Linked DNA regions of Homo sapiens: region 2 is linked to region 1. The links are chromatin loops, found by intact Hi-C in ENCODE. Cell type or tissue: dorsolateral prefrontal cortex. All regions are shown on one strand. Links, peaks and the distances in the headings refer to the core of each region. The heading gives the core; the rest is flanking DNA.

The links. Peaks named below come from ENCODE experiments on the same cell type or tissue, not always from the same donor. Only the 100,000 strongest peaks of a DNase experiment are listed, where the experiment ranks them.
Region 2: a loop joins it to region 1, with 3 times the contacts of the local background. A loop is called at or near these places in 9 of 110 quality-filtered maps.

What each region holds. Positions count from the first base shown.
Region 1 is chr3:23,992,401-24,005,307 of GRCh38, reverse strand. No RefSeq gene overlaps it. Among named protein-coding and RNA genes, the nearest start is that of NR1D2, 54 kb to the right of the region's middle. In dorsolateral prefrontal cortex, for the core only: CTCF peaks have their summits at 5,961 and 6,167; a DNase peak (open chromatin) is centred at 6,177; H3K4me3 peaks cover 393 bases; H3K27ac peaks cover 1,214 bases.
Region 2 is chr3:24,179,881-24,192,787 of GRCh38, reverse strand. THRB (thyroid hormone receptor beta) reads left to right here. Exons shown (of 11, transcript NM_001354712.2): 5 at 2,454-2,714. It overlaps THRB-AS2 (THRB antisense RNA 2), which reads right to left. Exons shown (of 4, transcript NR_121667.1): 4 at 2,832-3,213. Among named protein-coding and RNA genes, the nearest start is that of THRB-AS2, 35 kb to the right of the region's middle. In dorsolateral prefrontal cortex, for the core only: a CTCF peak has its summit at 6,677 (motif pointing left); a DNase peak (open chromatin) is centred at 6,687; H3K4me3 peaks cover 382 bases.

The DNA.
Region 1 (12,907 bases), core at 1,834-9,833:
TGAGAGGCCGTACTGAATAAGAGGGTAAGAGAATGTGGACAATAGCCATAGGCCACACAAAAGATACAGGTGGTGGCAAAGAAAATAGAAGGCGATGGGCCAATTTAAAATGTATTTACAGGCCAGCCATGGTGGCTTATGCCTGTAACCCCAGCACTTTCGGAGGCTGAGGCAGGCGGATCACTTGAGGTCAGAAGTTCAAGACCAGCCTGGCCAACATGGTGAAACCCCATCTCTACTAAAAATACAAAAATTAGCTGGGCATGATGGCGGACCCCTGTAATCCCAGCTACTCGGGAGGTTGAGGCAGGAGTATCATTTGAACTCAGGAGGCAGAGGTTGTGGTGAGCTGAGATTGTGCCACTACACTCCAGCCTGGGCAACAGAGTGAGACTCAATCTCAAAAAATAAAAATAAAATGTATTTAGAAAAAGAAAAAATGTATTTAGAAGGTAATATGTATAGAAGTTATTAGTGGATTGGATACTAAGGGTAAGAGCAAAGGAGGTGTCAAGACTAGATGGATGGTTATGCAATCCACTGAGATAAAGAGCACAGGATTAACCTGAAGCTGGTGAAATCACAAATTCAGGCTTGGACATGCCATTTGAGACACCTTTGAGATATTCAACTATAGCTGTAAAGTAGGCAATATAGAACCTTGGAGAAAATATTCATGTATCAATTTTTAATGGAACATAAAATAGAGTACTACTAACTGCCATAACAAATAAACCCCACAGTTTTGCAGATTTAACTGTATTGATTTTTCACCCACAGAACAGTCCAAAGCAGCTCTTGTCCGTTTGCAGTGTGGAGACTCAGGCTTTCTCCTTGTGACCTGTTCCTCCCCTAGGGCCTCACAGGTCTTCTGCATACAGGCAGAAGTGGAAAAAGAAAGTGGAGAACACACATCTTAACCACCTCAGCCAGGAAGTGGCACACATTACACATCATTTCTCACTATATGCCATTGGTAAGAACTACTCACATGCAAAGAAGCTGAGAATTAGAGTCCCTAGCTGAGCAACTGCTCCCAAGTGTAGCATTGCCAGACAAAATACAGGACGCCTAGTTAAATTTCAGTTTCAGTCAAAAGTGAATGATGTTTTGGCTGGGCGTGGTGGCTCACGTCTGTAATCCCAGCACTTTGGGAGGCCAAGGTGGGCAGATCACCTGAGTTCAGGAGTTCGAGACCAGCCCGACCAACATGGAGAAACCCTATCTCTACTAAAAATACAAAATTAGCCAGGCGTGGTGGCACACGCCTGTAATCCCACCTACTTGGGAGGCTGAGACGGGAGAATTGCTTGAACCCGAGAGGTGGAGGTTGCAGTGAGCTGAGGTCGCACCATTGCACTCCAGCCTAGGCAACAAGAGCAAAACTCCGTCAAAAAAAAAAAGTGAATGGTGTTTTAATATAAGAATGTCCCCCATATTGTATTTGAAGTTCAAATTTCACTGGGTATCTTGTTTTTCAAGTTTGTTTGCTAAATCTGGCAACCCTATCCCAGGGACAATCCTATCTATGGCAGGGGGTCACATATTTTGATGGATAGTTAGTCATGTCTGCCGCATGATAAAAATAACTTAGAGAAAATGTGGTACAAATGCATCACGGAATAGTATGCAGTCATAAAAAAGGAATGATATCATGTCCTTTGCAGCAACATGGATGTAGCTGGAGGCCATAATCCTAAATGAACTAACCCAGGAACAGAAAACCAATACCGCATGTTCTCACTTATAAGTGGGAGCTAAACACTGGGTACTCATAGACATAAAGATGGCAACAATAGAAACTAGAGGCTGCTAGAGTGGGGAGGGAGGCAGGCAAGGGTTCAAAAACTAACTATTGGGTACTATGTTCAGTACTTGGGTGATAGGATAATTCATATCCCAAACCTCAGCATCACACAATATAGCCAGGTAACAAGTACCTGCACATGTAGCCCCTGAATCTAAAAAAAGAGTTTTTTTAAACATGACTTAGAGCAAGCAGACTTCCTCCATATTTCCTGTACAAGCCATGGGTAGGGTTGTGGGGAGGGTATGCAGTAACTTTTTCTTATGTTTGAGAGACCAGGAAAGAGGACTTGTAAGTAGAGGATGAATGAGGAGCACCCTTGATAGATCTTAAAGTCAAAAAATTAGAATCTGGCACAATTCCATGTACTTTATCCATTTAGTCAATGAGCATTTACTGAGCACCTACTATGCTCTAAGTGCCACACTAGAGGCTGAAGATGCTGAGAAACTACAATCTATATCCTCAAGAAGCTTACGGTTCTGTGGAGTCAGGGGGAAAAGGAGGAAGCATAACTCAGCAGATGAAGGAGCCCTTAAGTCAAACTGGTGGAAACCCAGAAAGTGTCCCAAGGGAGATGGTGGCTGAATTGCACCTTAAAAGTCAGGCAAGTAGGAATTAACCAAATGAAGGTATACAGATTGCTACATTCACTCATGGAGTAGTAACTGGTACAGGACATACCCTCCCACTATAAACATCTAGAAAACTGGGCAAAATATATGACATAGTTGGCCCCAGGCAGAGCGGGACTGTGATACCTGAGAGAAGAGAGACAAACAAGGGGAACCCTCTCTACAATTGCCCTAGGTTTCTGCTTGGAGGCCATTCATGGACCTTGGCAGAGGGAAAGGAACCCAGATAGAACCTGGAAGACTCACTGAGTTGAGTAGACAAAGATAGGCATTTGGGGAGTTTGATGGTTAAGTGTTTATGTGTCAACTTTACTGAATTAAGGGATACCCAGGGATCTGGTAAAAACATTGCTGGCTGTTCCTGTGAGGATGATTCCAGAAGAGACAAGCATTAGAATCAGTAGACTGAGTAAAGAAGAGCCACTGAGGTGGGCATCATCCAATCCATTGAGAACCCTGATAGAACAAAAAGATGAAAGAAAGAACGGCAATTCTCTCTCTCTCTCTCTCTCTCTGTGTGTGTGTGTGTGTGTGTGTGTGTCTTTCTCTCTCTCTCTCCTCTCTGTGTGTGTGTGTGTGTGTGTGTCTCTCCTCTCTCTCTCACTGGAACATTCTCCTTCTCCTGCCCTTGGACGTTAGAGCTCCCGGTTCTTGAGCCTTCAGACTCTGGGACTGATACCAATGCCCGCCTCACTCCCAGACTTGGGCTGGGAGTTACCCAGTTGCCTTCTCTGATTCTCAGGCCTTTGGATTCAGACTGAACTATGCTGCTGGCTTTCCTGGTTCTCCAGCTTTCAGGCAGCATATCACGGGACTTCTTGGCCTCCAAAACTGTGTGACCCAATTCCCATAATAAATATACTTTTATATATCTCTGTATATCCTATTGGTTTGGTTTCTCTGGTGAGCCCTGACTAACACAGGGAGGCTAAGGTAGCTGGAATTTATTGGCCAGCGTACCAGAGAGGAGGGAGCTATACAGAGAAAACTTTACAGAAATCTGCGCAAGGTTCTCCTCAAGTGTTTGACTGAATACTAAGCCATACACAGTTAGGGCAAAGCTCCATGAAGCCAAAAAAAAAAAAAAAAAAAAAAAAGACAACTTGACAACTTTCAGGTAGCTCTGAGATGAACATTCTCAGAGCCCATTTAGGGTTGAGAGATGTTTTGATCTCCTCTCGGCCAAAGTAGAGAGGACTCACTGAATACAAGGGCATTCAGAGTGACCCCAGAGTGTCACGCCTTAGTGGTAGAGTAAAAGCTACTCTGGACCAGACCTAACAAGCTGAAAATCAAGCCTAGAGAAAAATCAAGCTGATCTGCAAGTAAGTTTACTGCCCACCGAAACAAACTTCAACACTACTTAGACAACAAAATCCAAACCCTCAACGAAATATCATTCATAATGTCGACATCTAATTTAAAAATTACTAGACATGCAAAGAAGTAGGAAAATCTGATTCAAACCAGGAGAAAAGTTAGTCAATAGAAACAGAATCAGAAATAACAGAGATAATGGAATTACCAAGTGAAGGTGTGTGGGAAGGCAATAGAATTCCAAGCCAAGAGAGTATTGAAATACACAAGCCTTCTGGAGTATGTCCAGTTTCTTTTGGTTGCACTGGTGAGAACAGGTTGCACAGGACAGGCACCCACTACCATCAGATGGGCTGGGTGACATGGGACAAAGGTAGAAGTAGGCTCTTCTGGAGAAACTTGGAAGACTAATGTAGGTCCCGTTAACTGACAAACAGAATGGCTGCCTTCCTCCCACTAAGGTGGTTCAAAGTCCCTGGGACAAGCCAGAATTTGAGTGTTTCTGTCCTAATCATAGTTTTCTCATTTATTTCTAAGATGAACTTGAATTAAATACTTGCATTTCTAAAGAAAGGAAAGGGAGCTGAGCTTTAACGAGCACTCACTATGCACCAGCAACTATACCCAAGCACCCTCAAATTCATTACTTAATCCTTAGACCAGTTCTGAAAGACAGGTACATATCTCTTTAGAAATGGAAACTGGACAACAAATTAAGGAACTTGCTTGTGTCAGTCAAGTAAAGTCAATTTGAACTGAAATCTGTGAAATTCAATGAATCAAACTGTGGTGAACATTTTGAAGTCCTCTTGTGTAGTGCCACCTTTGCAGTCAACATACTTGGGTTTAATTTTCAGCTTAGCCATTAGCTAGCTGTTTGCCTTTCAAAAGTTCCCAACCTCTTCAAGACTCAGTTTCTACATCTGTTGAGTGGGAGAACAAATCATACTTTGTACAGTCATGGGGAAGATTAAGTGAGAAGATTAAGAATGTAAAGAGCCATAGAAGCAAGTATATACCAGGTGTTCAACAAATATCTGCCCACTTGGTCCTCCTCTTCCTCCTCCTCCATTCATTAAATATCTGATTCTGACCATATATAACTGCAGGAGGATGAAAACCAAAGCCATAACCATAACCAAATCAAATAGAAAACTTTTTCTGCAAAAGTATGTCAGTGGTTCTCAAAATCAGATCCCTGGACCAAGAGCATTAGCATCACCCAGAATTTGTTAAAAATGTACATTTTATTACCTCACCCCAGACCCACTAAACCAGAAATTCTGAGAGTGGGACCCAGCAATCTATGTTTTAAGAAAGTTTGGCACCATTGATACACACCAATGTTTCCGAACCACTTGTATGATAGTTCTTTCATTGCATCAATTTAATTCATATATTACATAGACTGTGGCTAGGTCTAAACAATCAATCTAACAATTGCTCATTCTCTTTTGTTTTATAGAGTGCCTTCAGATTAACTTATTCTGATTAAATCTCTCTCCAGGAAAGAGTAAACCAAGTAAAATGGTGTTACATTAAAAACGTTACAGAAAAAAGACTAGCTAAGCTATTTATGTGATACAGAAAGATAAATGTAGAGAAGTTCTTCTTGAGAAAACTATTTTAATGGCCAAGTAGAGAGAGTGAAGCCTAAATTGGAAGCATTATCCCTAATCCCAATAGCAGGTTAGCACAAGTGACCCTTCAAAAATCCAACCATTTTCACAATAAATACTTTTTTCTTTTAATTTAGCTGTTTCTATTCCAATCCCTTTAACTAAAGTTTAATTACTAATTCAGCTGTCCTGTATTCCTGACCTGAAATTTTTGGAAACTATAAGGCAATTTTGATTTAGAAACCAGGCACTTGTCATTAGGTGCAAACGTTTACGTGCTGAAGACCTCAAACTATTGAAAGTTACAAAACAAGAACTGGGTGTGGGTTGGGCAGCTGAAACCAATTATGCAGATTTGGCATCTAAAGAAAATGGTACATCTGAATACTTAGAATGAGTCCCAATTATATTCCAGTTGTTTTCATTTTTTCCAATTGCTGCAACACTCCTCCACATCCCTCTCCCAGGGCGGTACTCCTCCATCCTTGCTTGCAGATGATTTCAATTGTTTTCCATTTTTTTAATCTTCTCTTTTATCTCAGATGCTTTTCCTTCCTTCCTCATTTCATCATTTTTTTAACAAGACAGTCATGCATCTGATGATTCTACAGATGCAGGGATTTTTCTTCCTGTCCTTGAAGTGACAGCTTGTCTTTCCCCTCAAGTGTCTTTGTCGCAATGCCTGATAAACTGTTTATTTTTCCTAACGGCTTTCCTTTTTAGCCTGAAAAACAAACATTAACCAAAAACCTCCTTGTTTCACTAAATTGTCACTTTCAATGCAATCCCTGGTGCTGGAGCGCCGCCTGCTGAGTAAATGAGAATTAGCAGGTCATAGTGCCTTTGGTTTAGCAGCAGAAAAAATAATGGGCCATTTTATCATCAACAGATTCTTCAGAAATGACTGACTGGTGTAACATTCTGGATATTGTTCCTTCCCCAACAATGCTGCTGAAGTCATTGTACATTATTTATAAGAACCCAAAGTATTTTTAAAACTGCTTATTTTAGGCTGGGCGCGGTGGCTCACGCCTATAATCCCAGCACTTTGGGAGGCCGAGGCGGGCGGATCATGAGGTCAGGAGATCGAGACCATCCTGGCTAACACGGTGAAACCCCGTCTCTACTAAAAATACAAAAATATTAGCCGGGCGTGGTGGCGGGCGCCTGTAGTCCCAGCTACTCGGGAGGCTGAGGCAGGAGAATGGCGTGAACCCGGGAGGCAGATTTTGCAGTGAGTGGAGATCAGGCCACTGCACTCCAGCCTGGGTGACAGAGCGAGACTCCATCTCAAAAAAAAAAAAAAAAACCTGCATACTTTAGCACCATCTACTAAAAACTCAGCAAAATGTCCTCCATAGAATAGGTGCTCAATAAAAACTTGTAGATAGCAGTTTATTAATATCATGTGAAAACATTTATCAAACTGTATTTCAGTTGTCTACTTCTCTTTCTCCCTAAAAAACCGTAGGGCTCCTTGAGGGGGAAAAAAACATACACGTTTTTTTAAAAAACCTATATATTGGCCGAGTGTGGTGGCTGACACCTGTAATCTCAGTACTTTGGGAGGCCAAGGCGGGCAGATCACTTGAGGTCAGGAGTTTGAAACCAGCCTGGCCAATATGGTGAAATCCCATCTCTACTAAAAATACAAAAATTAGCCGGGCGTTCTTGCAGGCGCCTGTAATCCCAGCTACTCAGGAGGCTGAAGCAGGAGAATCGCTTGAACCTGGGAGGCAGAGGTTGCAGTGAGCCAAGATTGCACCATAGAACCCCAGCCTGGGCTACAGAGAGAGACTCAGTCTTTAAAACAAAACAAAACAACAACAACAAAAAAGATATATTTCACTGTAGGTATTCAAAATACATTTGAAGAATACTGATTAAATAATTCTAAATATTTAATAGTCATCATCTCTAGCGCCCATTATGTGCTAAGAACTGTTCTAGCTATTCAACAAACATTTTCTCTAATCCTTAAAACCTGCCCGACAATTTTTGGAAAAAGCTCATCAGCTGTAACTTGACGTCCCAGCTGAACGCAAAACCCTCATTTCCAGGGCTTCTCTGTTACTCTGACACATTCTTTGCACCTGGTTTTTCAGAAGCTTACATTTTATTTTTTTTTTGTTTTTGTTTTTTGTTTTTGTTTGTTTGGTTGGTTTTTTTGTTTGTTTGTTTTTTTGAGACACAGTCTCACTCTGTTGCACAGGCTGGAGTGCAGTGACGCGATCTCGGCTCATTGCAAGCTCCACATCCTGGGTTCACAACATTCTCCTTCCTCAGCCTCCCAAGTAGCTGGGACTACAGGTGCCCGCCACCATGCTTGGGTAATTTTCTTGTATTTTTAGTAGAGAAGGGTTTCACCATGTTGTCCAGGCTGGTCTCGAACTCCTAACCTCAGGTTATCTGCCCACCTCGGCCTCCTAAAGTTCTGGGATTACAGGCCTGAGCCAGCGCATCCAGCCCGGAAACTTACATTTTCAACAGTAGCTTGAGACATTTTCCTGTCAGTGGTCCTTACACAAGGTGAGAAATCATGCACTGACAAAAATTACAAACCCAGGTGTAGTAGATGAAAGAAATGGCCGCCAATTCTTTCCCTCCTTGTACCTACACCCTAGTAATGTGACACTGTAACTCCTTCCATCAAGGAGTAAAGTGTTTTTCTCCCCTTCTTGAATCTGGACTGGCCTTGAGATTTTCTTGGGCCTATACCTCAAAAAACCTTGCATGCGTCTGTTCTCATGCATGGAACCCTGAGCTGCCATGAGAATGAGCTAGCATGGGAAAGAGTGAGTGATCACATGGAGAAAGACTGGCCATCTCAGCCGAACCCATGGTCAGTCAACCCAGCCAAACTATCAGCTGACTAGAGACACATGAGCAAGTGCATCCAAGACCATCCAAACTCAACCTGGACCAGAAGCTCTTCCCAGCTTATCCCAGCCCAAATTAAAGAACAACCTTCAGAATCGTTAGCTAAATAAATAGCTATAATGCCATATAAACCAGAAACATCACCTATTATATATTATAGCCTTAAACGGTTAACTTGAATCTAATCAAGACTCAGATCTAACTTCCAGTTCACAGGAAATGTAAGATAAAGGAACAAGCTAACTGATGTTTTGAGGTGAGGCAGGAATACATAAATACACACATAGACACACGCCACACACACACCAATTTACACTCTTACTTTAATGGGTTAAGTTAGCCAAAAGTAGTCTCAAAAAATTTTTAAAAGGATCAAATTCATGTCCCAGAATTGCCCAGAATGTTTACAGTGTTCTGTCAACAGAAGATGTGAAGTTGTATTTTGTGGATCCCATAGAATGTTGAAGTCTAGCCACTTGAGAATCTGTGAAGATTTATCTATATGCAGCCTCTGGATTGATCACTTCCAAGTTAAATCTTTTTTAGGATCATTTTAACAGTCAGTTTCTGAAGCCAGCCGTACAGTCTCTATGATTCACTCAGATCCAGGGAAAATCATCAGACTGACCATTTTTCATCTCAAAATATTTATTCTCATTGGCATAAGAAAGGATTTATTATCAACTTATGCAAGATGCAGATAATAAATCAGCCTTAGGAGTTTGTAGTAGAAATGATTAAATATGGCAGGAGTTTGAGCTCATCTGGTGTCTGGAATGGTTTGGGGTTTTGAAATTCTTTTTAACTACTATTATACAGTTTTAAAACCCGAAACATATTTTCTTAAGGCTTTTTTCCTTCATTTCTAAACCCAAGCGTATGATCAAGGAAAATGGAATCCTTGTGCTATTGAATGTATTTACACTCCATTCAGTTCAGTGCATTACAATGTATGACACTGACATTCTCTTTTGTAGGAGTTATTTCAAGGCCTAAATGATTCTGAAGCTAAAATTTTAGGGAATTTTCTTTCCCAGCCCCTGAAAGAGTCCCAAAATTTGCAAGCCATACTTTTGACTCCTCACCTGGAATATCAGGTTCTTAAAAGTTTTAATATTCATATGATGGAAAGATTAGTGAAACAAGTTCTTCCCCTCTCTCTTTTGTCCTTGACTCTAACTGCTCTGGATAAATAGAACGAAATGGTGTCTTTATGAAGAAACAATCAATACTATCTTGCAAGTCTCTCAGCAACTGAGTGGAATGGGATGACAGTGGAGAATTCCACAGTAAAGAAATAAAGGGCACAGTATGAATACAAGGTGCTACCAGACTCTTCCCAAAGCCCTTTGCAAAATAGTGTCTCCTATTATTGCAGCATCCCCAAGGGGCGGGTGGAGAATTGTTAATGGTACAACTGGAAAAGCTTGTTAATGCAAGCTCAGGAGAGTGCCTTTACCTCCTGAGCTTCTTGGGCTTCCTCTGGAAAGTGACAGGCTACCCTGATCCCAAAAGATGTTATGTGAGTGTTTCTCCTGCACGTCCATCACGGTGCTGGTAGCTGAAGCTCCATGCTTGGGCAAATGAGCTAGTGACACTAGAAAGGAACAGTTTTGAAGACTGACAGTGTCTCAGAGAACTGGCTGTGCAAAAAGGGAAGTGCTTACATTTAAAGATTTTAAAAAAAAAAGATTTTGTGCATTAGCATTAAGTAAAAATAAATTTAAAAGGATAGGTGTGGATAGATTGCATTGTCCATCATTTGTGAAAAGTATCACATCAGATGTTGCTAACATGCAAGTATAAAGGCTTTTCAATCACTTATTTTTCAAATATGAATTAAAGCAGATTAGAAGTTATCCCTACAAAAATGCCACTCTTACCAGCATTTCCTAGATTAGGGAGGAAAGATACTATTACCACCAGAATCCTGGAAATTGTATATTAAGTGTTCCAGTTACTGTAACTGCATAACAACATATTTCAAATGTAGAACTGTAAAACAACAATCACTTTACTTTGCTCACAAATTCCGTGGGTCAGGAATTCAGACAGAGCTGGATTGGGCAGTTCTCACTTGGGGTCACTCAAGAGGTTGCAGTCAGATGTTAGCTGAGGCTGCAGATAATTGAAGGTTCCGACATCCAAGATAGTTCCTCCACACAGCTAGCAGTGGATGCTAGCCATTGACTGGGAGCTCCACTGGGGCTGACCAGGGAGCCTACTTATGACTGCGCCAGCATGGCCGTCTCAAGGTAGTTGACTTCTGACATAGCAGATCAAAGCTCTAAATGCAAGTGTCCCAGCAACCAAAAAAGTTGCAAAACTTTTTATGACTTGACCTTGAAGTCACATAGATCACTTCTGTCATATTCTATTGGCCAAAGCGGTCACACACCTGCCTAGATTCAAGGGAAGAAACTCCTCTTAAGGGGAAGTGTGTCAAGAATTTACAGATAAGACTTTAAAACCATCACTATCACTATAAATACTATCACTTAAGTGCGTTATGTCATTGGAAGTTAACCACAAAGGCAGACGCTATTGCTGCCCTGTCCTATATCACCCTGGTCCATGTCTGAGTTCAATGGCAACTACGGTGGACAGTTCCTGTGACTGCTGACAGCTTCCTACCTCAGGTCCCCAAGTGTAGCATCCCCTGTTCCTTCCAGTTTTTCCTTTGTCCTGGCCAAGAAATACAAAGTGCCTTAACTGCTGTGTGACCAGCCAGCTGCATATTTTTTCCTGCAGGCTTGAACCGAAGCCAGGCCTTAAATATTCCCAGACACTGATAAACTAATTTAGGTTGTTGCCTGAACCACGAAAAGAACAAACATGTTGCTAAACATGTAGAAAGTAGCCCCCATCCCTAAACAGAATTCCTTAGACCCACATATAAACTCCATACCTGGATCTGCATGTTATGGACATACCTAGACAGATCTTGTTTCACTGTCTGTCAAGCGGACACGCTGCAGCCCCCTCCATACATAAGTTCCCCTAATAAGTGTTTGCACTGATCACCCTGGCATTTAGTGTTTCTTTCTTTGGAATCCCATCCAGCCCCATCTCAGGATAGTTTGGGGCAGTTGCCTGCAGGAATTCCCCTGCTGCCACTTTTGGGCTGATTCCAGGCTCCAGTTCAGCCACACAGAACACCAGGTCTCTCTGTTTCTCAGCCTGAGGGTTTCTCTGGTAAGTGGGAACTGGCTCAGCATACAGAGGTAAGCTTTAGCCAATAAGAGACAGAGTCAGTGGACAAATACCCCGACTCCCTTGTCCCTTAATGGGACAATTCTGAGGCACATTCAAGCAGTCCCCGACATGACTGAGCTCAGATGCCCTTAGTGGCACCCAGCTCATTAGGCCCAGCACAGGCTCTCCTCTCCCCCTCTGGATTTCTCCCTCCCTCATTTCTGCTTCCTGGCATCACTTCCCAGCAGCCAACTGCTTGTCTCTGAATTGGCTTTGGGAGCACTCAAACTAAACATCCATTATATGTGTCTGGGACTGAGTATAAATGACCTCTAAGGTCCCTCCCTAGTCTGAATTCCTATTATCGTTATCATTTCATCCTTTCATCCTTTTTTTTTTTTTTTAAGACAGGGTTTCCTCTGTTGCCCAGGCTGAAGTGCAGTTATGTGATCATAGGTCACTGCAGCCTCAAACTCCTGGATTCAAACAATCCTCCCATCTCAGCCTCCAGAGTAGCTAGGACTACAGGTGCACACCACCATGCCCAACTAGTTTGTTTAATTTTTTGGAGAGATTGCAGTGGGGGTGGAGGGGGCGGTGCTCTTGCTATATTGCCCAGGCTGGTCTTGAACTCCTAGTGATCCTCCTGCCTCAGCCTCCCTAAGTGCGGAAATGGATGCTTTTATAAACATGGTTACCCGAGAAGCTCTAGGATTGTCCTGAGTTCTCAAAGAAGTCACAGGGTAAAGCCAAAATCACCCCAATGCCAGGGTGGATAACAATGTTTCATTAGTTGATCCCACCTTCCGAATAAAATAAAGCATTTCTTATTCCAAAAAAGAAAGTCCTCGCTCCCATAAAGTAGCCATAAAAATCAGCACTAAACAATGGTCTAAAGTCTGAAAAATTAAGTGAGACTACAAATAGAAATATCCCATTAAAACCTAAACTTTCATAGACAGCAAACTTAGGGTAATTGCAATGTCTATAGCTAAGGGTACATTTTGTTTTATTCTTTAACTTCTCATGCCTCCAAGAAGTACAGTCATGCACCACATAATGATGTTTCAATCAATGAAAAGCCACATATATGACAGTGGTCCCATTAGATTATGCCATATTTTTACTGTACCTTTTCTATATTTAGTTATGTTTAGACACACATACTTATCACTGTGTCAGAACTGCCTACTGTATTTAGTACAGTAACATGCTATGCAGCTTTGCAGCCTAGAAGCAATAGACTATACCATACAGCATAGGTGTGTAGTAGGTTATCCCATCTAGGTTTGGGTAAGTACACTCTGTGGTGTTTACAGGATGAAATCGCCTAATGACACATTTTTCAACAAGTATTCCTGTTGTTAAGCAACGCATGCATCCAGGCTCAAGTTACGCTCTGAAATTAGCTTATCAAATGAATCAGCCTTCCCTTGGCTCTTAAATCTTATATA
Region 2 (12,907 bases), core at 2,095-10,094, 190 kb before region 1:
CTCAGCTGCTTTTCTTTGGAAAATGAAAGCAATCCTATCCCTTACCTCACCCCAAGTGTAGCCTTCCTTGCTTAGAAAAAAACCCCTTCTTGCTGGCCCAAGGGACATGGTAAGCAAGCTTTAATAGGCTGCACTTTAAGGGGCAATGTCCTCTTGGAGTGGAGCCCCTGTTAGCATCTCTCAGCCAAGCATTGTTTCCCTAGGGAGTAATGACTACCCAGTTTGGCTGTTTTTCTTAATTTCTGTGGGGTCAAGGGAATTAATACCAAATTTTAGGAATTTTCTGCAGAAAAATCACATCTTAAAGGCTTTTCAAAATAGTTTGAGAACTTTAACCTTATTTAAATTAAGCTTTGCGAGATGCAATTTGCTGAGGATTTAGAGTATCTGAAAATAAAGCAGACACCATAAAAACATGTGTGCTGAGAAGAATTTTCATGTCTGTAGAAATAAAATCAATCTCATTAGGCCCAGAATTAACCCCTGCCCCCAGTAACTTTATATTTAGCTCATGAAAAACCTCAAGCCCTTATGGATAAAGGTACTTGAATGAGTTACACATGGATATGTTTAGCTCGAAATGCAATACGATCTTTCAAGATCTCAATCTGTTGTTGCCTTTTAATGGCTACTGAGAATAAGTGCCTGTAATTGCACCAGTAGCTAGCACAGTCGAAAGTGGTAGAAGTCCACACCTTTTTGATTTACCATGCAATGAATAATGCCATATAAACTCTGAAAAGGAAGAATCTATGTTTATATAATGTGCCTAATACAATGCTTAGCACAGCCCTTTGCATACAGTGAATTTTCAGAGCTCTTCTCTGAATAAGATCAAATGTTACACCCAAAAGCTAGCACAGTGTACAATTTTTAAAAGGAGACTTATTGCTTACTGGCCAAAGTAAGCTATTTCAAGCCACAGCATTTCCATTTACTATGACAAAGGAATCGTGTGTTGATTGTTACTTTGTTACTATTGTTCATGGTTTTCTCCTGGAGTAGAAATACAATGTGCATGGGCATTGGCATTTTCTCATAGTAATATGAAAACCCGGAAGGGTAAATGCAACTTTCAAAAGTGACTGAGTAATTTACACTTTTAGAGAAACCATCCTAACCAACATTAGCTGAAGACATCTGGTAGCTTTCGAGAGGGTGCTTATGAAAACCTAAAGCATTTTTAACCCTCATGTTAAATAATTTAAAATTCACTTTAAATGTTTGAAAGTCAGCTTAAAATTCAGTGTGCTGTGCACAGGTCAGGATAGACATGTCTCTCTAAGCCCCAGGGATATGGGTATCCATGGTCTTCTCGTAATTTCACTGTTAAAAAAAATTCACATATAAATTTGTGAATTATGATCACTTTAAAAAGACCATATAAACTCTGAAAAGGAGGACTCACATATTTATATTATATTTTTTCTAATTTTGACAAACAGTAGCTTAAGAATTTCTGAAAATATGGATGACCAGATGGATTGTTTTTTTAATGTGTACAACATGCATACAAATATGTATATATATATATATTAGCTTGCTCATTTTTGCTCTCTATATCCATGTGCAGTAAAGATATTTAAGGAAGTAAAATTTGCCACCAGGGAAGGTTAGTGTCAGAAATTTTTCATCATATTATTACATTTTTTCCCATTTTCTGTAGGCCAGACCCTCAAGTCCCTATAAATTGAATAGAAAAAATATATATAATATACATAAATAATTAACCAGCTGTACTCCAAAGAATTTAAGTTCATCATTCTATCATTAGGGCTCTTAATTTGTCCCACACCTAAAGCACTATCTGCTTTCCTTCATCGGTTCTTATTGCCAACTTGGGACTCTACTGAAGCCCTTTACAAAACTTCTATTTGTAAGATTCCCTTCTTTTTTTTTTTTTCTTTTTGTAGGCCATCAGAGGTAGAAGGTGGTAAAAACAGAGTTGCCACTCTCGGTGTGGCCACGTGAGCACGTCCCACTTAAGTAACAGGGTGTCCCTCAGGTCAGCTTGTGATAAAACCCAAGTCAAACAAGGCTGAATCCTGGGTGTTTTATGTCCTAAGGATCTGAAAAGTGTTCACGGCCAGCCCTGACCCTCAAGACCTCAAATGGTCATCTAAGCAGTAACGTAAATTGGTGTGTAAACTTGCTCCTGGGCCATTGCTGTGGAAGTGGGACTGGCGAAAGTACAGCCTTGCCATGCAGGAACTAATGTCTTTCTAGGCATTTAAAATAAGGGGGAATGTGTTGATTACTCCGACAGGCAACCCAACTGCAGTGGCTAAATGCCCAAGGCTGACAAATTCTGCATCTTATCACTCCCGTCAAGTGGCATGTGAATACTGTCAGCCCAAAAGAATTGAGAAACAACTTGCCTTCCAAAACTCTGCATCTCAGCAAAATCTTGACAATGCCAACAGCTCGTCATCTCGTGTTTTTCAACCCTTTAGAAAATGGCCTTACAGCCTGGGACAAACCGAAGCACTGTCCAGACCGAGAACACGACTGGAAGCTAGTAGGAATGTCTGAAGCCTGCCTACATAGGAAGAGCCATTCAGAGAGGCGCAGCACGTTGAAAAATGAACAGTCGTCGCCACATCTCATCCAGACCACTTGGACTAGCTCAATATTCCATCTGGACCATGATGATGTGAACGACCAGAGTGTCTCAAGTGCCCAGACCTTCCAAACGGAGGAGAAGAAATGTAAAGGTAACCAGATTTTTATTAGCCCATTATCATGTGTTTCAACAAGAAAAAAAATATCCCTGTTGTAGCTGTGTACTTCATCTACATTTCTCTTCCAATGTATGGTGTCCCATGTTTTCTCCAACTGTTCTTTTACTAGGCGTCCTTTTCTTCAAATATTCTTTTAAACATAAATAAATAAGTGGAATCCAAAGAAAGGCAGCTTGTTTCGGTTTCACGTTGTGCTGGGACACTTGGGGTGAAGACATTTTTACTTCTCTAATTAGTAGAGGGGTTGTAAGTTTTGGCTTTAATTCCATTTTTGGGTCTGAGTAGAAACAGGCATCGCTGTATTTTTATGAAGTCTTGCTTTAAAGTGTGTCTGTGCATGTGTACATTTCTTTTCCCAAGTGTGCCAGTAGCTAATGGGATCTCAATGCCTACCTTTAACCTAGACAATTCATGCTCAAATGAGAGGTTTTAAGTTGTTGTCTTCTACTCATTAAATCCTTGTGTCATCATCCTGAAAGGAGAGATTATGGTGTTAGGAGGTTGTCAGCTCATAAGGCAAAAAAAACATTAAACTGGCCTAAGTTCCTGATTGCATTAGATTTAACTGTTCTTTACCTCAGGTCGCCTCCACCCTGACAGATGTCTTTGTGCTGATCGCTTTATTGTCTTAGGGCTCCCCAAAATCTTTGCTTCTTAAATCAATTTGTGTCTTTCAATGTCCAAGAGATCAATTTGCATCTTTAAATGTCTAAGTTCATTTAATTTCCCATTCTTTTTCAGTTTAGTGGTTTTTCTTTTTTAAAAGAAAAGGGGGGGTCTATTTAGTTTTTCTTTGAGGATTGTGACTCATGGTAAAGTTTTAAATTGTGTTTTGAAAATCTCACAATCATATACCAAAACATAATAAAGTTTGCAAAGACTCCCATTTACAAGGCATGAAGGACTTACACAGCTGCTCTACTTTGAACATATACACATGATTATATTTATCCTTCATATAAAAGAACTGGTCTTTTAGGTTTTCTGAAAATGCTTTGAAAGCTCCTGGGAATTACCAGTTTACCTGGGAAATTGAGTGTTTCAGTTGGAAATAGAGTTATTCAAAAGTAATAGTGAAATAGTGTTCTGAGCTCTGATTTGAGTGCAGTCAAAACTATACATGTCCCTTTGGAAAGGTTTGTATTTGGACTCTCTTTCTCTCATATATATATATATATATATATATATTTGAGGAGATCTGAGAAATTGAAAGGGCTATATAGAAAAAAAAGCAAAATAAAGTTTTTCAAAGGAGTCAGGATGTAGGACGTATGTGTGTGTGTGTGTGCACGTGTGTGCGTGCGCAAAATACATTTGTTTGCAATACAATTGAGATTTACTCTTAGCGTATGTGGCCAGATTGTATCTCAACATTGTATGGGCTGGCACTAAAACCATGTCAGTTTACGGTGAAACGCCAACAGAAAACTCTAGCATCCTTGTGATCTAATAATGTCATAAACCCAATTTGATTCACTCACAATTGATACCAATATTCATTCATTTATTCATTCATAGAGTCCATCTATGTCTCTATCAATCATTTAAAATAAATCTATGCATCTTAAAAGCAAAAGGAAACAGTCTCTGTTTGAATACAAGATGCTTAGTAGAGTGGTTAAGACCACAAATATTTGAGACTGATCTATTTGAGCTAGAATCCTAGCCTTTCTACTTTCTGTCCTTGAGCAAACTTATAAGATTGTTAATACAATTAAATAAGATGATGTATTTAAGCATTTAGCAAAGTACCTGACTTATAGTGCTCTCTGAATAGCAACTGTCATTATTATTGTGATCCTTATTATTAGGTATGCATTATTAAGTCATATAAATACTTTGAACTATGCTGTGAGCCTGGTAAGAAATGAAGCAAGAGGAGAATTTCAGATAGATGTGGGGTAGGACATGAGGCTTCAGGGACGTTAGAGTTGATAATTTATTTTGCATTCATTCAACTCTTTTTCACTGAAAGTCAGAGATGTAATGAGAAAATATAATTAAATTATTAAAGTCCTTCCTCAAGATCCTAATATTAACAGGAAAACAGCTAAAATAACTCTCCCATGTTTTCCAGAGTAACCACCAGGGTCCACCTTGACATAGGCATGAGGCAATGCCTTGGTTCAGCATAAAAATGCCACCAGGAAACCTGTGTCATCTTGGTCCAAGAAACTTATAAATACCATTCATTCAAAATGGGCACATGTGTTGAGTGAGGCAGCAGTGAGTCCAGGACAGCAACAAGATTATACAGTCTTTCCTTATAGAGTTGGTTCTCCATCTGCTCTGCTTGTCAGCTCTATATAGTTACTATGAAGAGAGTTATATTTTGATGTTCATCCATGTTGGGCATTTATTTCCTAGATGGCTGTGTATCCCACAAGAATGCTTGACATCTCAGTCTTGGGCTAGTAATCTATGCATTCACTCATCGGTGTTTATTGAGTGCCTACTGTATACAGGATATTGCCCTTGATGTCCAAGCATAAGAAAATGGCAGCAGGGCCAAAAGGACATCCAACTAGCCCTATTCCAAGGACCCCATGTAGAAATGATACGAACAAAATAGTCCTGAGGATACAAAAGTTAATTCTGCACAACAGGATCCAAAGAACAAATTGACTTCCTTGAAGCTGTGCAGTGAGCCCATCTGCCAGATCAGTCATCTAGCCAGGCTAGACCAGTGCACTTCTAAGCGTGGTTTGGGGACTGGCACTCTTCTGCAAAGTGGTTATTACCATTTCTATTGATGCAAATACAGAAACTGAGAGTAAGCTTTAGGAACTTTTATAGCAGTTTGACATTGCCACTGGCATCCAAATGCATGATCAGTGAATTCATTTCACTGAACAGGATATAGACAGTTAGTTGGGGATTGTCAAACTTGCCTGGTCAGTCACATGTGGTTTGAACTATGTAAAAGTCCTGTGCAGTAGAACCATGTATTGCTCCATAATGGACCAGATTTTTAAAATAGTCTTTCACTTCAAATAGTTGATAGTACTCTAAATATTGTTTCTTTAGGGTTTTGGGTAGCTATCTAAGGTTTTGTTTTTCATTTTGTTCTGAATACTGCTTTTTTTTTTTTTTTTTTTTTTTGAAATGGAGTCTTGCTCTGTTGCCCAGGATGGAGTGCAGTGGCGCAATCTCGGCTCACTGCAACCTCTACCTCCCAGGTTCAAGCAATTCTCCTGCCTCAGCCTCCTGAGTAGCTGGGATTACAAGCATGCACCACATGCCCAGCTAATTTTTGTATTTTTAGTAGAGACAGGATTTCGCCATGTTGGCCAGGCAGGTCTCAAACTCCTGAGCTCAGGTGATCCACCCACCTCAGCCTCCCAAAGTGGTGAGATTACAGGCATGAGCCACTGCACCCGGCCTTACTGCTTTTATTTTAACCTGCATATACCTATGCTTCTGTCTGCTGTAAGCATCCTAAGTGAATTAATTGGTAACACATTTAATTAGAATGAGAGCTATGGAAGAGCCCTTACATTCTGTTGCAGATCTCACAACAGATCTCTGTTGAATCTGCTGGAGTATCAGAGGCTATTTTAACCAGGAGCAAGTGACCCATTCCCTTCTGCAACTCACCCCACCCACCCACACCCGCTCTTTCCATGCCACACTTCCTTGGCACTTTAATCACAATTTGAACCAATTGCTCAGCCATAAGGACCACATCCTACTCCTTGTCCTCCTCCTCCCTTCCCAGTCTGAGACGATATATCCAGTGCTACTGAAAGTGTGGTAGTACCAATCAGTGGCACTAGGAGAACCTGGAGCTTGGTAGAAATAAGATTCTCAGGCCCCACCCAGACTAGTGAATCTCTAGAGAGGGGCCCAGCCTTCTATGTTCTTGCCAGCCCAGTGCAGATTCTTAATACCTGGGTATCATGACGAGCTTGAAAATACTCTTCAACTCGTTGCACAGGAAAGGGTCTGCCACCTGGTGGGCACTTAGGAAATGTGCATTTTTCTTCCCTTCCCTGACTGCACGTGGGGAGCCACTTGAGTCCCTCCATTCTTGGTTGGGCCTGTCTTTGGGCCTAGCTTATCTCAATTGCCAGCTGGAAGGTCTGCTTAGTCACTGCCTAATAACAGATCACCCTGGGACTTGAGCCCTTCTGAGAACCCCACACTGTTTGACTGGGGCCCTGATCCTCCCCTGAAGTCTTACAAGGCTTCACCCCTCTACCCTCTCATGCCCTACTGTACTTCTCTCTGGGAACCACAGGGTCTCCCCAGTCCCACAAGGATGGGCTCTAGACGGATGCATGGATCCCTGGAGCTGGACCTAACCAGCCCTGCTGAACCCAGGCAGTCAGGCCTTTACACTTTTATGTCAATCAGGGACCTCCCTGAAACAGTGAAACCCAAGGGGAGAAACAAGGCAGGGACTCACCCACCTCCCTGGTGGACTCAGAAAAAGGAGAGCAGCCATCAGTGATCTCACAGAAATGTCTCTGTGCTTAATATTTTTAAAACTGATTCTCAGATACCCAGGAAGGCAAGAGGGAATCAGTTAAAATAATTTTAAGAACAAGTTACTTCCTCTCATTATAAAAGCCTATATATGTTCATGGTAGAAAAAAAATTTCTACAAATTTTTAAAATTGCAAATAATGTTTTAAAATCAGTTGAAGTTCTATTCCCCAAGGGTAAGCACTGCACATTCTTATTACATTTCAGTCTTTTCTCTGTGCATGTGTATTTTTTATAAACCTGGGATCATACTAGGCATACCATTTTAACCAGCTTTTAATGCCTAGCAATATATCATGAACATTTTCCCATGTCATTAAATATTCTGAGTCCTGACTTTCATTGGCTATAGATTATTCTTCTTTATAGATGTATCATACTTTATTAAACCAGTCCTCAAGATTTAGACAAGTTAAAGTAATTTTTTAAACAATATCTTATGTCAGCAAAGGGGAAAACTATTAATTCATGCTCTTCATAAAGACAAAAAAAATGAATCAAATCAGTGATGACAATTTCAAATGATGTGCCATTCTCATTTACCAAAATAACAAAGTGTCTTAAAAGTTGGAGACATAAATGCAAGTCATTGTGTGCATTATAATCCTTCATGTTAGACATTCACATTTTCAGCAGATGATTGCTATCTTTGTCCTTAAGTAAAATACAAGGGCATCTCCAGGTGAATGAGTATTTTAAAAGGTGGAGGATTAAAAAGCTTGTGCCCTTCCGCCAGTACTACCATCTGCTCCATCCATCTCTGCTCTCTACTCTGCCCCACTCATCATACATCAGGATCTGCAGTCCCAACTGAGAGTGCCAGTGATTCTTATACCTCAAGGGCACTCTGGGAACCTTAGCAATCAACATGAGAACGATGGCTCTCTCCCCACTGTGGGCATATGTCAGATAGCTGTGTGATTTGATACTTCAAAGGCAGGGACGAGTACCCCATACGTATACTGGGGCAGACAGAAATAGAAAGCCAAGGGGGAGAAAAGCTACTCACGAGATTGGAGGGAAGAAAAAACAAAAAACTGGAAACAGCAATGTCAAAGGGAGGTAGATATCAGAAATTCAAGGCCCTGGTTCATCTAACTTCAGTTTTCGTTGAGATGCACACAGAGCAGAGGATGGACCACCCCACGCTTTCCAAGGCCAACTGAACAGTGTCTGTCACGCCAAAGGATGCAGACGTACCCAACCATACCTCTCATCATACTCTGTCCCAGGGAAATACTTACACAGGGCACAAGTCTGTTCAAACATGTTCTTTGCATCTTTGTTTTTTGTTACTGATAAACTGGAAGCGATCTAAATGTCTGTCCACTGGGGAATGTTCCAATAAATTGTGGTACATCCAAAGCATTCACCAGAAAAATTAAAAACAGGCTTTTTTAAAAGAAGTGATTTTAGGAATACTTATTGAAAGTAAGCATGCATTAAGAATAGTGTAATCCCATTTATAACGTTAAAAGTCTATATAATTGTGTGTTTACAAATGTGCACAGAAAAAAGTTCCCAGATATACATCAAACTTGTTTCAGTAGATACCTTAGAAAAGGGCGGAATAAGAAGGATTAACTCCATATGCAACCACATTCAAAAATCTTTACAAGAACGTATTAATAAATATTAATGAATGTATTAATGAATAATGATGTGCATAAATTTGTTTAATGTTATTATCATATGCTTTACAGTTAGGCTTCAGTTTATTTCTTGCTCTTTAAATCATCAGCTCAGGGAAAATTTTTTAACCTCTGTAACCCTCAGTCCATTTAGTTTTAAACAGAGGAATAATATCTAGCTTTCAGATTTGTTGTAAAGATGAAAGATATTTCAATGAAGGATTTAATTTAAAAAAAAAAAAAAAAAAGATGAAAGGCCAGGCGCCGTCGCTCACACCTGTAATCCCAACACTTTGGGAGGCCGAGGCAGGTGGATCACTTGAGGTCAGGAGTTTCAAGACCAGCCTGGCCAACATGATGAAACCCTGTCTCTACAAAAAATACAAAAAAAAATTAGCTGGGGATGGTGGCGTGTGCCTGTAATCCCAGCTACTCAGGAGGCCGAGGCAGGAGAAGCGCTTGGAACCCAGGAGGCAGAGGTTGCAGTGAGCCAAGATAGCGCCATTGCACTCCAGCCTGGGCGACAGAGTGAGACTCTGTCTCAAAAAAAAAAAAAAAAGAAAAGAAAAAAGAAAAAGAAGAAAAGAAAAAAGATGAAAGATAATATGTATAAAGCCCCCAACATAGTGCCTGACACTTAGGAGAGACTAAACAATGATAACTGTTCTTAGAATATAAACACACCTCTTAGCCTTGTGCCCACCTCCTCCAGTTTTTGCCACCCTTTCTGACCTTGAAATACATTGAACTATATAAAAATAAATGAAGGGACGCCAAACAAAACATCATGTGCACAGCTCTAGTAGAGGCATAAACAGTTGAAAAAAAAGTCCATAGCAACAACCAAAGTATTTTTTTTCTCAGACTCTTTTAAAATTTAAAACTTTAAATAAGAAATCAAGGGGAAAATGAAGTAGCTGAACTGGAATTCTAACTCAGGCAATCTGGCCCCAGGGTCAGAGCTCTCTACAGTTATAATCCCCTATGACTTTAAAGGGTAAGAACATTCCAGACCCAAAGGAAAGAATTTGAAACTGCAGAGGAAATACTGCTCTACTGTCAGGTAAAGATGCAGGGTGGTCAGACTTGCTGTGATGGGAGCAGTAGAGGTCAGCACGTATCTACTTATACAGTCCGAGGTCATATTCTGGTGCTGCCATTTACCAGCCATTGAAACTTGGGCAAGTCACTTTGTTTGAGCCTCAGTTTTCTCGTCTGTAAAATGTGGACCCTCTTTCACAGAATTGTGGAAAGAAACAAGCTCTTAAATGATCTCATGGGACACAGTGAGTGCTCAATAGATGGGAGTTATTTTTCTTACAATGAGCCAGAAAGACTATGAGAACCACATTGGACATTAGGAATGCAGAATGCCCACGTCAGAATAATCACTATATTGTGGCTGGCAGGATTGAAGTTTCTAAAGCCAGGAATATTACGGACGCAGGCAGAACAGATGTAATAGCCAAATCCCTTGACTCTTCCATCAGGTAGTTTTCAGACAAAATCAGATACAAGTGGATTGCTAATGTACCTAGCACTGAAGTTGGAAAGGTATTATTGGGAGGGTCAGCCTTACAAAGACATCGTAGGTGATCACTGGAATTCAGTCTTTCCCTTCCCCAGGACATCTCCTACAAGTTGCCCTGAATGCTTATAATTCTATCATTGCCCTTCCATTGTGGTCTTTCTTTTTTTTGTTTGTTTTTTTGTTTTGTTTTGTTTTTGAAACGGAGTCTCACTCTGTCGCCCAGGCTGGAGTGCAGTGGCGCAATCTCGGCTCACTGCAAGCTCCACCTCCCGGGTTCACGCCATTCTCCTGCCTCAGCCTCCCGAGTATCTGGGACTACAGGCGCCCGCCACCACGCCCGGCTAACTTTTTGTATTTTTAGTAGAGATGGGGTTTCACTGTGTTAGCCAGGATGGTCTCGATCTCCTGAACTCGTGATCCGCCCACCTTGGCCTCCCAAAGTGCTGGGATTACAGGCACGAGCCACCGCACCTGGCCCCACTGTGGTCTTTCAAAACGCAAACTTACTGGCTGAATATCTTATCAAGTCATTAGCTTCTCCAAATGGATGAATTGGATAAGATTCCTTTTACTCTTGGCAGGGTCCAATAAAGACAATGGAAAGAATGGGACTAGAAGGAGGCCATGAACAGGGTAAGGATAGCAAGGGATAAGAGAGAAGGAAAAGAATAATAATAAGGAGCAGGACTGCCAAGTAACAAGTAATACTGTGCAGCTTGTCAGGTTGTGAGCAGCACTCACTTCATTGTCAAGGCTCTAAAGACAAATGTCACCTATCTCACTGTTTGTCAAGGGCTGACCCTGAGCGTAGGTTTAAACTACAAAGAGTTTCCAGCCAAATCTAGACAAATGTGTGAATGACGTAATGATCATAGGCTATCAAGATATCCCCAAAGGCCTCACCTTACACAGCTGGCCTGCTGCATCGTATCTTAGGGATTTTGCCCAGCACTTAGTAAACACATAGGAGAATGTTTAGAACAGATGACCATTGGTTCTTGGCTTTGACGCTTACCAGCTATTTAACCTTGGCTAAATCAATAATTCTCTCCAACAAAGAATGTAGTCAGAGATTAACTGACCACAAAGAAATCAAATAGATGAATCTACACTCCATTTTTAAAGTGGCCCTCCAATATGATAATCATATTTTCCCTTGTGGGGAAGACAAGGAAAAATATATTAAATCATTACCAGCCCCCTAAAACAAGCTATGATCATCATGAAAACATAAGACCAGTTCCAGGATAAGTTGGGAAATCAGTTGCCTTAAACCATCTCTTTCAGTGTCCTTACTTCCCTTGAGGATATCTTTTTCCCAGGAAAATAGGAGTCTTCAGGCTATCCAAACCCATTTTCAGTCTCTACGAAGTCTAGGCTTCTTCCCTCTTCACATTCTGAAAACATTCTCATTTTCCATAAAAAAAACTTATTCCCCTGAAGGTGTTGGTGACCAGTACTGACTTACATCCTTACCTCTCCAGGGCAGGGAGGCTTTGAGTTTTGAGTACTCCTGGAGATGCAGCGACCTCATGCCAAAGGTAGCCTCTGATAGTGGCATTGCAGTCTAGGAAGCACATACATGGGGGAACCGTATCACCTGTGCTTACAACCTGCCCTGGCATAGGGCTGGTTTATCTCTCCAGTTATTCTATTCTGTGGCTAATTCTGTGAGTTGTATTTACAGATTGGTCTTTCAGGTCTTGGCCAGTTCAGCCTTCTTGATTGAACTGGAATAAATATGAGCCTCTATCCACACTGCCCGGGTCCCAGAAATTCAGAAACAGCTGAGCTTTTCAAGTAAGATTAGAGTCAGAAATTCTCCAAGGTCCAGAGCTATTCTCCATGGCACTGACCTGACATAGGATTATTATATATTGTGAACCTCTGTCCCCATGACATTTGTCAGTATGGGCTTATATAAGGGACTTGACTTTATTCAACTTTACTGCCTTTTAAAATACAGAGCTGTGCTGCATATGTGACTGTTTAACTCAATTGTCTATATGATAAAGACACTTGGCATTTGAGTCAGAATATCATGTGTGGGTTGATGGTTTATTAGTCTAGACTGCAATATTCTATGACTTGCAGATTGTACCCCAACCACCCATAGTTGCCTCAGACATCTAGTACAGCTATAAAGGCCATACTATTTTAGTTAAGCCTCAGGACTAATGAAAAGATATGTATTCAGCTCTTTGTTTGCCTAGTTCTGGAAATAACTTCTTATAATAAGACTAAGATATAAAACTAAAGGTCAAAACTAAAGGTCAAAACTGTGTAAGTAAAAGAAGCTACTGCCCTTTAAGGGAAAAATAATACATGTTAATTTTTGCAGCAATTTCAATTGAATGGGTTTCCAGGGAAACAGGTATCTGCAATGGGTTCATCCCACTTAATATTTAAGACAAAACATAGGGAATTTCTTTCTTGTTACCTTTTCCTTGTTATCTTACACACGACATGCTCATTCTTAAATTTCCTTTGAAGCGATCATTCTATGCTTGAGTCTT